2 separate regions of the Homo sapiens genome follow, and region 1 is linked to region 2. A link is a contact called in ENCODE Hi-C or POLR2A ChIA-PET data. All regions are on one chromosome and are shown on one strand. Each heading gives the region's core, a stretch centred on a gene start or an enhancer-like site at or near the end of the contact. The rest is flanking DNA. Distances are from core to core; before and after follow the strand shown. Region 1 overlaps CFLAR (CASP8 and FADD like apoptosis regulator). Region 2 holds the start of LINC01792 (long intergenic non-protein coding RNA 1792).

Region 1 (6,766 bases), core at 640-3,139, 440 kb before region 2:
TTCGGAGCTGTCAGCTCTAAAGGCTGTCAGCCCCCTGATTTCCCACTCCACACTCTATATTTCTGTATGTGTGTCTAATTCCTCTAGCACCACTGGGTTAGGGTGTCCGTGACCAAGCTGGTCTCTGCACCCAGGAAGGCAGATCCTGCCTGCTCCCAGCCCTCCTCCAAGAGCACAGGGGGGCTCAGATCCACAGCCGCAGTCTGGGTGGCTGGGTTTGGGCAGCTGCAGCAGCACCCGAGGAGCTCCCGCTCCAACTCAGAAGGTGGGGGGCACCCACCAGCTCCGTGGAGTGTGCACCCAGAGCCATGCCTCCCTGCTGCAGCCAGCATGATGGCAGCAGCCACTGCCATCGCCTTTATCCACACATTCCAGACCTTCCCAGACCTGTCATATGTGGTATATGGCATGAAACTAAGGTCTGAAGGAGTAGACTTTTTCTGTTAAAGACCCCATCAGAGATTTCCAGATAGTCAACAGGAAAGAGACGATAGCTAGACAAGTAAAATGCAACCAGGCCCGGGCAGTGTGGTGCTGTCTCCTATAGTACCAGCTATTGAGGAGGCTGAGGTAGGAAGATCACTTGAGCCTAGGAGTTGGAGACCAGCCTGGGCAACATAGAAAGATCCCATCTCCAAAGAAAAAAAGTGACCCATTTTGTGTTTGCTATGCCACATAATAGAAGAACAGAGCAGCTAGGAAATTCTGGGGTGGCAAAACCTCAAAGTTCCGCAAGATGGCAGTAGTTCCTAAAAGTTAAATTAGCAATAGTTTGTCTAGGGAACTAGGTGGACGTGGTTAAATTGAGTAATGTAGGCTGGGTGTGGTGGCTCATGCCTGTAATCCCAGCACTTTGGGAGGCTGATGCAGGCGGATCACCTGAGGTTAGGAGTTTGAGACCAGCCTGGCCAAATGATGAAACCCTGTCTCTACTGAAAATACAAAAAAATTAGCCGGGCATGGTGGTGGGCGCCTGTAATCCAGGAGGCTGAGGTAGGAGAATCTCTTGAACCTGGGAGGCGGAGGTTGCAGTGGGCCGAGATCATGCCATTGCACTCCAGCCTGGGCAACAAGAGTGAAACTCTGTCTCAAAAAAAAAAAAAAAAAGAAAAAGAAAAATTGAGTAATGTGTACAATATATATTTATATATATTTATAAATATATTTAAATTTAAAATATATTATATAAATATATTATAAAAATAATTTTATATAACAGATTGTATAGTATATAAATTTAAAATACATATTTTATATATCAATAAATTTAAAATGTTGTATATAAGAAACCACTATATATGTTTATATGGATTTTCTTGAGACAGGGTCTTGCTCTGTCACACAGGCTGGAGTGCAGTGGCAAGATCATAGTTCACTGCAGCCTCAACCTCCAGGGCTCAAGTGATCCTCCCACCTCAACCTCCAGAGTAGCCGGAACTAAAGGCATGTCCCACCATGCCCAGCAAATTTTTAAAAATGTTTTTGTAGAAACTGGCTCTCACTTCATTGCCCAGCCTGATCTCGAGCTCCTGGGCTCAAGCAATCCTCCCACGTCAACCTCCCAAAGTGCTGGGATTACAGGCATGAGCCACGGCACTTGGTCTGAGTAAAACAGTTTTAATGCTGCTCAAAAAAGGTAAGATAAACGCAGAAAGGCCTTTCACTTCAAGGTTAGTTTGTTGTTTCTAGGGCAAAAAACAGTGAGAAACTGCTAGTATTTGACATAATTTTTCAGAAGGAAGCATATGACTTAGCCACATCTATAAAAATTCACAATGAGGCAAGTGACAAGAAATGTCACCATATCAAAGTATACAAAGAAGGGGTTTGTTACAATGGGTACATTCAGGTCTGAGCAAGGCAGGAGAGGGCTCCCCCGACACACACCAAGAGTGTTGGGCAACCATCAGGTGATGGTCAGGCGGTTGTTAAATGTTTCTGTAAAGTAATAATTGGTCACAGGTGGTGCCAGGGACAGGCAGCTCCCCCGCCCGCCCCCCCCCCCCGCAATAGAAAACACCTGAGACTGATCATCAGCTTCTCAAAAAGATCTCAGGAGTGGGGAAAAGTAACACAAGATCCCGGAAGTATGCCAGCATATAAAACCCCAAGTCAAGAGGGCAAGCCCTGCACCTGGTTTCTCAGGTCACCTGCTTGGCCCTCTTCCAAGTTATACTTTCCTTCTTTTCTTTCCTTTCCTTACTGTTCTAAAGCTTAATAAACTTTCTTGGCTCACTGCAACCTCCGCCTCCCAGGTTCAACTGATTCGCCTGCCTCAGCCTCCCGAGTAGCTGGGATTAGAGGCATGGACCACCATGCCCAGCTGATTTTTCTATTTTTAGTAGAGACGAGGTTTCATCATCATGATGGCCAGGCTGGTCTCGAACTACTGACCTCAAGTAATCCACCTGCCTCAGCCTCCCAAAATGCTGGGATTACAGGCATGAGCCACTGTGCCCAGCCTAAAGCGTAATAAACTTTCACTGTTGCTCTGAAACTTGCCTCGGTCCCTCCTTCTGCCTTATGCCCCTCAGTCAAATTCTTTCTTCTGAGGAGGAAAGAATTGAGGTTGCTGCAGATTTACCACCAGTAACTTGGATACCGTCCACCAGTAACAACTTCCGTTAAGATGGCAATACACCTCAAATTTATTTTTATTTTGAGACAGGGTCTCACTCTGTTCCCCAGGCTGGAGTACAGTGGCACAATCTCAGCTCACTGAAACCTCCACCTCCCGGGCTCAAGTGATCCTCCCACCTCAGCCTTCCGAGTAGCTGGTACTACAGGCGCATGCTACCATACCCAGCTAATTTTTGTATTTTTAGTAGAGACAGGGTTTTGCCGTGTTGCCCAAGGTGGCCTCAAATTCCTTGGCTCAAGCGATCCACCATCCTCAGCCTCCCAAAGTCCTGGGATTACAGGCATGAGCCACTGCGCCCAGCCAAACTTATCTTTGTATGTTTGTTATAGGCAAAAGTACCCCAAGGTTAAGGCTCAGCCCAAGAGGTCAAGTGGGTTCAGGAAAGAATTCAAGAGCATGCTGACAGAATAAAGTGAAAGCAAGTTCATTAAGAAAGTAAAGGAATAAAAGAATGGCTACCCCATAGGAAGAGTAGCCCTGATGGGCTGCTGACTGGCTATATTTATGGTTGCTTCTTGACTATACGCTAAACAAGAGGTGGCTTATTCATGAGTTTTCCAGGAAAGAAGTGGGGAGGTCTGGACCTTTTAGACCATACAGGGTAACTTCTGAAAGTTGCTATGGCAGTTGTAAACTATCATGGTGCTGTAGAAGTTTCTTTTAGCGTGCTAATGTATTATAATTACCATAGAATGGGCAGCAAAGGTAACCAGAGGTCTCTTCTGTCACCATCATGGTTTTGGCTGGTTTGGGTTGGCCTTTCTACCACATCCTGTCTTATCAGCAGGGTCTTACAGGGTCTTGTGGTCTTGGGAAACCAGTCCTGCCAAACTCCTCTCATTCAGTGTAATCACTATCAAAATTCCAGAGGCCCTTTTTACATAAATTTGCAAGTGAATCCTAACAGTTATATGAAAATTTAGGGAAAGGTAAACCCAATACAGCCCTAACAATTTTGAAAAAGAACAGGCCAGTTGCAGTGGCTCACCCCTCAGCACTTTGGGAGGTGGAGGTGGGAGGATTGTTTGAGGCCAGGAGTTTGAGACCAGCCTGGGCAACATAGCAAGGCCTCATCTCTACAAAAGAAAAAAGAAGAACAACAACAACAACAAAGTTAGAGGACTACATTTCTGGATTCCAAAACTTACTACGAAGTTACAATAATCAAGACAGTGTGGTACTACCATAAGATAGAGCAACAGAATTGAGTCCAGAAATAAACCCTTATAGTTAGTTGATTTGTGATAAGTATAAAATAATTCTATAGGGAAAAAATAGTATTTTCAATAAGTAATGCTAAGACAAGTGAACATTTATGTGCAAAAGAATGAGGCTGGATGCTTATCTCGCACTGCATACACAAAAATAACTCAAAATGGGTCAAAGAGCTAAAATCATAAAACTTTAGAAGAAAACATAGGGGTAACACCTCATAGGCAATTGATTTAGACAATGGTTTTTTAGGTATGACACCAAAAGCATAAGCAATAACATAAAAAACAGAAATCAAGTGAACTTCATCAAAATTTAAAACTTGTACTGTATAGTATCCAGAAAGTGAGAAGACAATCCATGGAATGGGAGAATATATTCACAAAGATTGTACCTGATAAGAAACTAGTATCCAGAATATTAAAAAGAATGCTTACAACTCAACAATAAAAAGACAACCCACCGGGTGTGGTGGCTCACGCCTGTAATCCTAGCATTTTGGGAGGCCGAGGCAGGCAGATCACCTGAGTTCAGGAGTTCAAGACCAGCCTGGCCAACATGGCGAAACCCTGTCTCTACTAAAAATACAAAAATTAGCCAGGCGTGATGGTGGGTGCCTGTAATCCCAGTTACTAGGGAGGCCGAGGCAGGAGAGTCGCTTGAACTCAGGAGGTGGAGGTTGCAGTGAGCCGAGATTGCACCACTGCACTCCAACCTGGGCGACAGAGTGAGATTCCATCTCAGAAAAATAAAATAAAATAACGCAGTTTTAAAATGAGAAAGGACTTGAGGCCAGGCACAGTAGCTAATGTCTGTAATGCCAGCACTTTGGGAAGCCAAGGCAGTCAGATCACCTGAGGCCAGGAGTTCGAGACCAGCCTGGCCAACATGGTGAAACCCTGTCTTTACTAAAAATACAAAAATTGGCTGGGCGCGGTGGCTCACGCCTGTAATCCCAGCACTTTGGGAGGCCAAGGCAGGCGGATCACGAGGTCAGGAGATAGAGACCATCCTGGCTAACACGGTGAAACCCTGTCTCTACTAAAAATACAAAAAATTAGCCGGGCGTGGTGGAGGGCGGCTGTAGTCCCAGATACTTGGGAGGCTGAGGCAGGAGAATGGCATGAACCCAGGAGGCGGAGCTTGCAGTGAGCTGAGATTGCACCACTGCACTCCAGCCTGGGCCACAGAGCGAGACTCCGTCTCAAAAAACAATACAAAAATTAGTTGGGCATGGTGGCGAGCTCCTGTAAACCCAGCTACTCCCAACTACTAGGGAGGCTGAGGCAGGAGAATGGCTTGAACCCAGAAGGCAGAGGTTACAGTGAATCAAGATAACGCCACTGCACTCCACCCTGGGCGACAGAGTGAGACTCCGTCTCAAAAACAAAAAAATAAAAAAAACCTCATACACTGCTGGTGGGAATATAAAATGATGCTACTACTTTGAAAAGCAGTTTGGCAGTTCCTCAAAAGGCTAAACATAGAGTTACTATATGATGAGCACTCTCACTTCTAAGGTATATGCCCAGAAGAACTGAAAACATATATCCATATAAAAATTCATATACGAATATTCATAGCAGCATCATCCATAATAGCAAAAAAGTGGAAACAGTCTAAATTTCGATCAACTGATGAATAAACTAAATGCGGTATATCCACACAATAGGGTATTATTCAGCCATAAAATGTAATGAAGCACTGGTACACTCTATAGCATAGATGAACCTTGAAACATGCTAAGTGAAGGAAGTCAGACACGAAAGGCCACATGTTTATTTTTATAAAATATCTAGAACAGGCAAATCATAGAGACAGAAAATGGATTATTGTTTCTAGAGGCTGGGGGAAGAGGAGGATTAGAGTGGCAGCTCACTGGTATGGAGTTTCTAGGTAGATGGAAATGTTCTGGAATTAGATAGTGGTGATGATTGCACAACTCTGTAAATATACTAAAATCCACTGCATCATTTACTTTAAAGGGGCAAATTTTATGGCTTGTGAATTACATTTCAATAAAAAGAAGATGAGGAAACCTAGGATATGTCACAATCCCATGCCACAAACTACTTACACTTCCAATATAAAAACTATATCAACAATAGTTTACATCACGTTCATTGCTTGCTAAAGTAAGGTCATGAATGTATCAAAATATTTTATAAAAGTTAAAATTTAGGAGATCCATCATTTCTCTTTTCAATCCATCACTGATTCATTCAATATATATTTATGTGTATGCCAGGCTCTTCATCAGGTAAAGTGTTTAGGAGAGATATAAAGATAAAACTGATGAGAATTCTGCACTTGAGCTACAGCATACTTTCCAAGAATTACAGCATGAGATATAAAATGAAAAGAAGGCTTGGAGGAGATTCACACGAAATAGTACTGTTCAGGAGAGGGGGCGATAATTCCAATGGAAGAGATAACTGACTTCATGGAGGATAGAAGGAGATGGTATTTGAACTGCCCTTGAAGTATGGTTATATTTTGGGGATGTGGAGATGTGGGGTAGGGTGATATGCTGGGGTTCCAGATGGTCCAGAAATATACAATCACCAGAACCAAAGATCCAGAGGTAGGAGATATGAGCTGTTCAATTTGGCTGAGCTAACAGTGTTTGGAGTGGGATCTTGAAGAAGCTGAAAATGAAGATACCAACTAGACAGTCAGAGAAAGACTTCCAATGTTTGACTGAACTGCAATTTTATTGTGTATGCATTGAAGAATCTTTTTTTTTTTTTTTGTATTCTCTAAAGATTTTTAAAATATTTTAAGTTCTGGATACAAGTGCAGGATGTGCGGGTTTGTTACATAGGTAAACGTGTCCCATGGTGGTTTGCTGCACCTATCAACCTATCACCTAGGTATTAAGCCCCACATGCATTAGCTAGTTATCCTGATGCT
Region 2 (6,487 bases), core at 3,137-5,636:
TTCTTTTGAGATCAAAATCAACCAGATCTTCAAGTATGCCTCCCAGATCTGACCATCTTTCTCCAGCTGTGTTTTGAACAGCCCAGAGTAGAGAAGGCTACCCTCCTTGTTTTAGATACTCTATTTTGTTAATGCAGCCTAAGACTAAACTAAGTTCTTGGACAAGCTTATCATGAAACTAGCAAAACCATAGCATCCTTTTCTCACCTGTGATGCTGCTTAGCCACTCTTTTGAGCTTGACTTATCGCTCTTCCTCTTCTTCTTTTTTTTTTTTTTTTTTTTTTTTTGAGATAAAGTCTTGCTCTGTTGCCCAGACTGGAGTGCAGTGCCATGATCTCTGCTCACTGCAACCTCTACCTCCTGGGTTCAAGCAATCCTCCCACCTCAGCCTCCCAAGTAGTTGGAATTACAGACGTGCACCACCATGCCCAGCTATTTTTTGTATTTTTAGTAGAGACAGGTTTCACCATGTTGGCCAGGCTGGTCTCGAGCTCCTGACTTCAAGAGATCCACCCGCCTTGGTCTCCCAAAGTGCTGGGATTACAGGTGTGAGCCACTGCTCCCGGCCTATAGTTGTTTCTTAAATATTTTTATTAAATAATGCTTATTAATTTTAAACATTTACTGCGCCTGTTGCTTCAATCTGCTGAGACCTTTTTGCATACTGATTCTGCCAACGCATATCTCAACATTTCAGTGAGGTTCAGAAATAGGTGCGGTGTGCCCAGTGGTTGAAACCAGGGAACATACCGCCATATTCCGGATCTGCTGGCCTGCCAGACTCCTCAGGTGCTTCAGGAGGGCTCAGTACGTCTGTGTTTTCTCCTCTGGGAGCTCAGCTACCCTCTCAGCCAAGATGTCCTGCATCTGGGCCAGGCTGCAGCCAGCGCCTATTGTCAGTCCTGGAAAGCAACTTGTTTTTACTGGTGACATAAGAGGAGCAGCTGAATTGTAATCATGGCACCAGGACCTCAGTGTTTGGCCAGTGCAGTGAGTATCCACATTGGCTCACAGAGAGTCGCTGGGAACTCAAAAACAGCACAGATGCCCCACTCCCAGATCAATTCAATTAGAATCTCTGCTGCCTTTTTTTTTTTTTTTTTTTTTGAGACAGAGTCTTACTTATTGCCCAGGCTGGAGTGCAGTGGTGCAATCTTGGCTCACTGCAACCTCCATCTCCCAGGTTTAAGCAATTCTCATGCCACAGCCTCCCAAGTAGCTGGGATTACAGGCACCTGCCATAGCCCTGGCTAATTTTTTTTTTTTTTAGACAGAGTTTCGCTCTTGTTGCCCAGACTGGAGTGCAATGGCGTGATCTTGGCTCACCTCAACCTCCGCCTCCCAGGTTCAAGCGATTCTCCTTCCTCAGCCTCCTAAGTAGCTGGGATTACAGGCATGCGCCACCATGTCTGGCTAATTTTGTATTTTTAGTAAAGACGGGGTTTCTCCATATTGGTCAGGCTGATCTCGAACTCCTGACCTCAGGTGATCCTCCCACCTCGGCCTCCCAAAGTGCTGGGATTACAGGCGTGAGCCACCTGCGCAGCCTAATTTTGTATTTTTAATAGAGACGGTGTTTCACCATGTTGGCTAGGCTGGTCTCGAACTCCTGACCTCAAGTGATCTTCCTGCCTTGGCCTCCCAAAGTGCTGAGATTACAGGCGTGAGCCACTGCGCCCAGCCTGGATCTCTGCAGATTTTTAAAAGGCTTCAAGGTGTTTTTACACAGCCAGAGTGAGATCTCCTGGGCTGGTCCACATTCTTCTTTTGACAGACACAAGGAAATAGAGGCTAGAGAGAAGGAATGACAGCAAAAACTTGCAGGTGGCAGACCTTACCAGAATTTTCCATGACCTCCTCCTGACTGATTGTGGTGAAGCTATGCAAAGTTGCTTTGTGATTAAGGGGGATAAATCGAATGGCATTACAATAAGGCAAAGGTCATTCAATTCCCCAGGTTGTTGTCTAAAATCTGTAATGCTTGGATTTCAGGTTTTGCACCCGATACTCAAAATCTTCAACAATCAGTTTTGTGAGGGGCACTGGTCAATTGGCCCATGTAAGGAGCTGCCCCAGCCATTTATGTTGAGCGTTACTGGGTATGAGGAAGTTGGGGGCTCCTGGGAAGGGTCCAGGGAAGTAATGGGAGAGCATCTAGCGATCGAAGTAATGCTATTTGCTAACTGGCAAGGAAATAATTCAAAATTTCAACCAACTTTGGAGCCATAAGTTGTGAGTATTGGCAGGATATTAGCATGAGCTTCAGGGTTTTTCTTCAGTAAGGATGAAAGGGTTCAAATCAGTCTTAAAAAGTGAAGTAGTCACCCAAACCCCCAGGAGATGAGTTAGGCAGCCTTTTAAAATTAATCCTTCACACCCGGGGTTTGCAGAATGAAACACTAACGTAGAGTGACTTGACATTACTAGCTGGGCTGGTTCTAATTGCAGTTAGTCTGTTTTTATCAGGTTGGGCTTTGATTTATCTCTTGTTGACTAATCTTTGAGAATATTTCACCCTCCTACATAGCTGTATTTTATCAATATTAAGAATGTACTTGGCATGACACCTCCCCCACCTTGCCAGCATACTCATGCAACACCCCGCTGCCTCAGTAATCTCAGCTAATTTAGTTGATAAGGGAACCATGAGCTGCTCCTTGTTATCCTTATGCTAAACAAATCTAAACTATCCCTCCCCGCTGGAATGTCTCAGCCTGGAGTTCTCACCCTGTTTCTGTTTTAGCGTCTCCTAAAATGTACTCTGTAACAGGGGATCTAATTTCATCCCAGACCCATCAGTGATGGTCTGTTGCTTCCTTATCACAGGTTTCAGTGGAGCCTGTTTTTTAACTTCTGGAAGGTCCTGGCCTGCCTTATCGTTGCAGGAGTACTAGGAAAATCAAGCTTTTTTTTTTTTTTTTTTTTTTTTCAGTCATACAATTCCTTCTCCCTAAGGAGAAGACCCAGAGCCTTATTAGTGGAGGAGAAACCAGAAACAAAAAAACATAATTATTATTAAGGTCAGAAGCATCACATAGACCAGCATCACCACCTCTTATTTGACACAGAGGGAAAAGGGCAGTTCAACCCCAGTGGGGATTGAAGTATCCCTGTCTGCTCTATTGCCTGAATCCTCATAAGAGTTCAAACACAGTTTGAAGCCAAATAACTCCATTTCCATTGCACACATCACCATGTCACCTCATGCTAGGCACGACACACCTTCTGCCAGGCTATACTGAGAACATTCTACTTAATGTGGTTCTATTCATATTTTATTCCATCTCTGGTCACAAAATCTAGGTTTCTTCCAATGCAAGTGAAAAGAACTTCAACTTTGATTCTCAGAAAGGGCATTTCAGTGGAACTCTATGCTTTTCAGAGTTCATGGGTCTATGAGGTAAACATGCAATGACTTTCTGGAGCACTCACTATACTAAAGATTTTGAGAAAACAAATGTATACTGAGCCAAACATGTAGGTCATATGATTGAGCATGCAAACCTTAAACAAATGTTTAAGTCAAAATTACAGCTGTGCAAAAATGTATTTCCTGGGTGTGCTGGTGGGGAACACATCTGGCTCCAGTACATCCCACCCCTGCCAGTGTCCTTCACTCATCTGGGACTTAGGAAAAGTTCGAGAATCGTGGAAACTTTCCTGCAAGCCACTAGAGGGTACTCATGCTTTAATTTTAAGAGCCCTAAAGGAAGGCGCATTGTTTGTTTTAGCTCTGCTTTGCAGAGACCAAACTGAGCAGTTAACTCACATAGCTAATTGGACAGGCTGTGGGGTGGACCTGAGGGGTAGAATGGCAGTAACAAAAAGAGTGTTGGCCAGGCGCAGTGGCTCACGCCTGTAATCCCAGCACTTTGGGAGGCTGAGGCGGGTGGATCACGAGGTCAAGAGATCGAGACCATCCTGGCCAACATGGTGAAACCCTGTCTCTACTAAAAATACAAAAATTAGCTGGGCGTGGTGGCGCACACCTGTAGTCCCAGCTACTCGGGAGGCTGACGCAGGAGAATTGCTTGAATCTGGGAGGTGGAGGTTGCAGTGAGCTGAGATTGCACCACTGCACTCCAGCCTGGCGACAGAGCGAGAGTCTGTCTCAAAAAATAATAATAATAATAAAAAATAAACAGAAAGTTTAATGAGGAACAATATATTTACATAGTTTCAAAGTATCTCCCCACAGAATATTTATTAACTACAGAAGGAGAAAAACCACCTCACTGTGGAGAGTCCTGGTAGACACCATCTTAACCAAGTGGGACATGTTGAAGTCATGTGTCACCTGGCAGGATGCCATGAGGGGAACACAGAGTCACTTTTGTAATATTCTGACAAAGACTCATAACATCGATCTAACCACGACAAAACAATAGACAAACTCAAAATGGGAGACATTGGACAAGATAACTGGCCAAACTCTTCCGAAGTGTCAAAGTCATGATGTCAAAGAGAGAGGGGAGACCTGATTCCTGCTCCAGGACACCTCAGAGACAGGACAACTAAATGAAAAGTGAGATTCTGTATTGAATATTTTTGCTATAAAATACTTGATTGGGACAACTGGCGAATCTTGAATGGAGTCTGATAATTAGATAGTAGTTGTGAACTGCTGTTAATTTCTGGATTCTGATGGGTATATTGTATAGTGTGTAGGACTAAACTCTTAAGTGTTCAGGGGTTTGGGGCATTAGGTCAGCAATTTACTCTCAAATGATTCAGGGTAAAAAAAATTCTTTGTACTGTACATGCAAATTTTCTGTAAACTTGTCATTGTTTCAAAAGCTAAAAATGAGTTAAAATTTTTGTGATCAATTCTGGTAAAGAGAAGATTAAGAACTGGCTAAATAATGTTCTTCAGGTATGACAAGTGTTGTTATAAGGAAGGTCTTTTTCATCTGCTGAGAAACTTAATAGATTCATGTTAGACATACGTATTTAATTCAATTTCACTTATTTCCTAAACAAGCCTTACATGAGTCTATTTATAGAAAGCATTCATATTAAATACAAATACAATAGTCAAATCATTAAAATAAGTGTAAAAGATGAGAGTCAAGAAATGAGATGAAATGAATAATAAGAGAGTAGGAATTTATATATGATAAAAACTGGCCAGGTGCGGTGGCTCATGCCTGTAATCCTAACATTTTGGGAGGCCGAGGTGGGTGGATTGCCTGAGCTCAGAAGTTCGAGACCAGCCTGGGCAACACGGTGAAACCCCGCCTCTACTAAAATACAAAATAAATTAAATGGGGGTGGCGGCAGGCGCCTGTAGTCCCAGCTACTCGGGAGGCTGAGGCAGGAGAATTGTTTGAACCTGGGAGCCAGAGGTTGCAGTGAGCCAAGATCGCACCACTGCACTCCAGCCTGGGCGACAGAGCTAGACTCTGTCTCTGCAAACAACAAGAACAACAACAACAACAACAAAAGCCAAAACTAAATGAAGCATAAAATTTAACTTTGAGTTTCCTGGTTGCCAAGGCAAAGATATAAAAAGTTACCAAGTGCTTATTTTGCAATAAGCCCTGGCTGGGTCCTAAGTCTAGCCACTGAGCCTCTGCTGCATCTGAGTCTCTTTCTCCCTCACTGTCCTTCCCTCACCATCTGCCATAGCCTCTCAAGCTCACAGTTCTTTGTCTCTGTTGCTGGTGGCCTGGCTTTTTCTTCCAGCTGCTTGTCTCTGGTGGCATTCTATACTTGTGTGCCAGGATAGCTTTCCATTTTTGCCTAGTGCTGTGAGGAAATTGCCCTTTTCTTAGTAAAAATAAAGTTCAGAACCTCAGAGTTGGCACTGGGTGGTCCATACGGCCTTGGCTTTCACCCAAGACTCACTTCCTTTGGGATCTATGTCTGATCCTACCATTGACACATTGGTCTAACGGGGCACTGTTTCCCTCTCTTTTTCTTATACTGGACGGAGGACTCTTGGGTTGATTCTCTGTAGACCGACTGATCAGAGTAAGAATGTTCATATAAGAATTGGATAAATGACAGGAGGAAACAAAAGGACAAGAAAAAGAGACAATTTCATTGATCTTTACAACTCAGCTTACTTCTCTTCAATTGTTGAACCAATAAATGGGTTCTTCCTGGTTCCTGGTCTACCTTCTCATGATGGTTACTATTATTTATACCCACTGGCCAGGGGTGCCTGTGACTTCCATGGTTGACCTGTGAGACCAACAGAATCTGAGCTCCCTCAGTTCTAGTTTCCTAAATTCACGTCCTTCCTCTGGGTTACTGAAACTAGGCATGGCCTCCCCATTCAAGAAGATCCAACCTACCTTCAGATGTGAGCTTTGTATTTATAGATGCCATCAGGATACTAGACCGCCCTCCCAATAAGCCTAGGCGATGTGCCCACATATGCTCAATATGGTAAAAGGATGGTTAGTTTCTTGTCACTTCCAGTGAGATCTCCCTGTTCCTTATTTGGACAAATTCTCATGTCTGATGGGGTACCTTGCTCAA

The links. A loop is a pair of places that touch in the nucleus more often than their neighbours do. ChIA-PET counts read pairs that join two places held with the same protein, here RNA polymerase II (POLR2A). Pooled maps may share reads with other maps.
Region 1: a loop to region 2 is called in a pooled map, with 4 times the contacts of the local background. The contact joins the enhancer-like site here to the promoter of LINC01792 in region 2. A Hi-C loop is called at or near these places in 3 of 50 pooled maps. POLR2A ChIA-PET finds 5 or more read pairs at or near these places in 2 of 52 experiments (activated CD4-positive, alpha-beta T cell and activated T-cell).

Annotation. Positions count from the first base shown.
Region 1 is chr2:201,171,519-201,178,284 of GRCh38, reverse strand. It overlaps CFLAR (CASP8 and FADD like apoptosis regulator), which reads right to left. Exons shown (of 10, transcript NM_003879.7): 10 at 1,598-6,766. Among named protein-coding and RNA genes, the nearest start is that of CASP10, 8.2 kb to the left of the region's middle. Within about 2 kb of position 1,889, at least 4 of the 41 ENCODE cell types and tissues checked have a DNase peak (open chromatin) inside an H3K27ac peak, as active enhancers do.
Region 2 is chr2:200,733,076-200,739,562 of GRCh38, reverse strand. It overlaps LINC01792 (long intergenic non-protein coding RNA 1792), which reads left to right and starts at 4,386. Exons shown (of 3, transcript NR_037886.1): 1 at 4,386-4,526. It also overlaps the pseudogene AOX3P-AOX2P, the pseudogene AOX3P and the pseudogene AOX2P.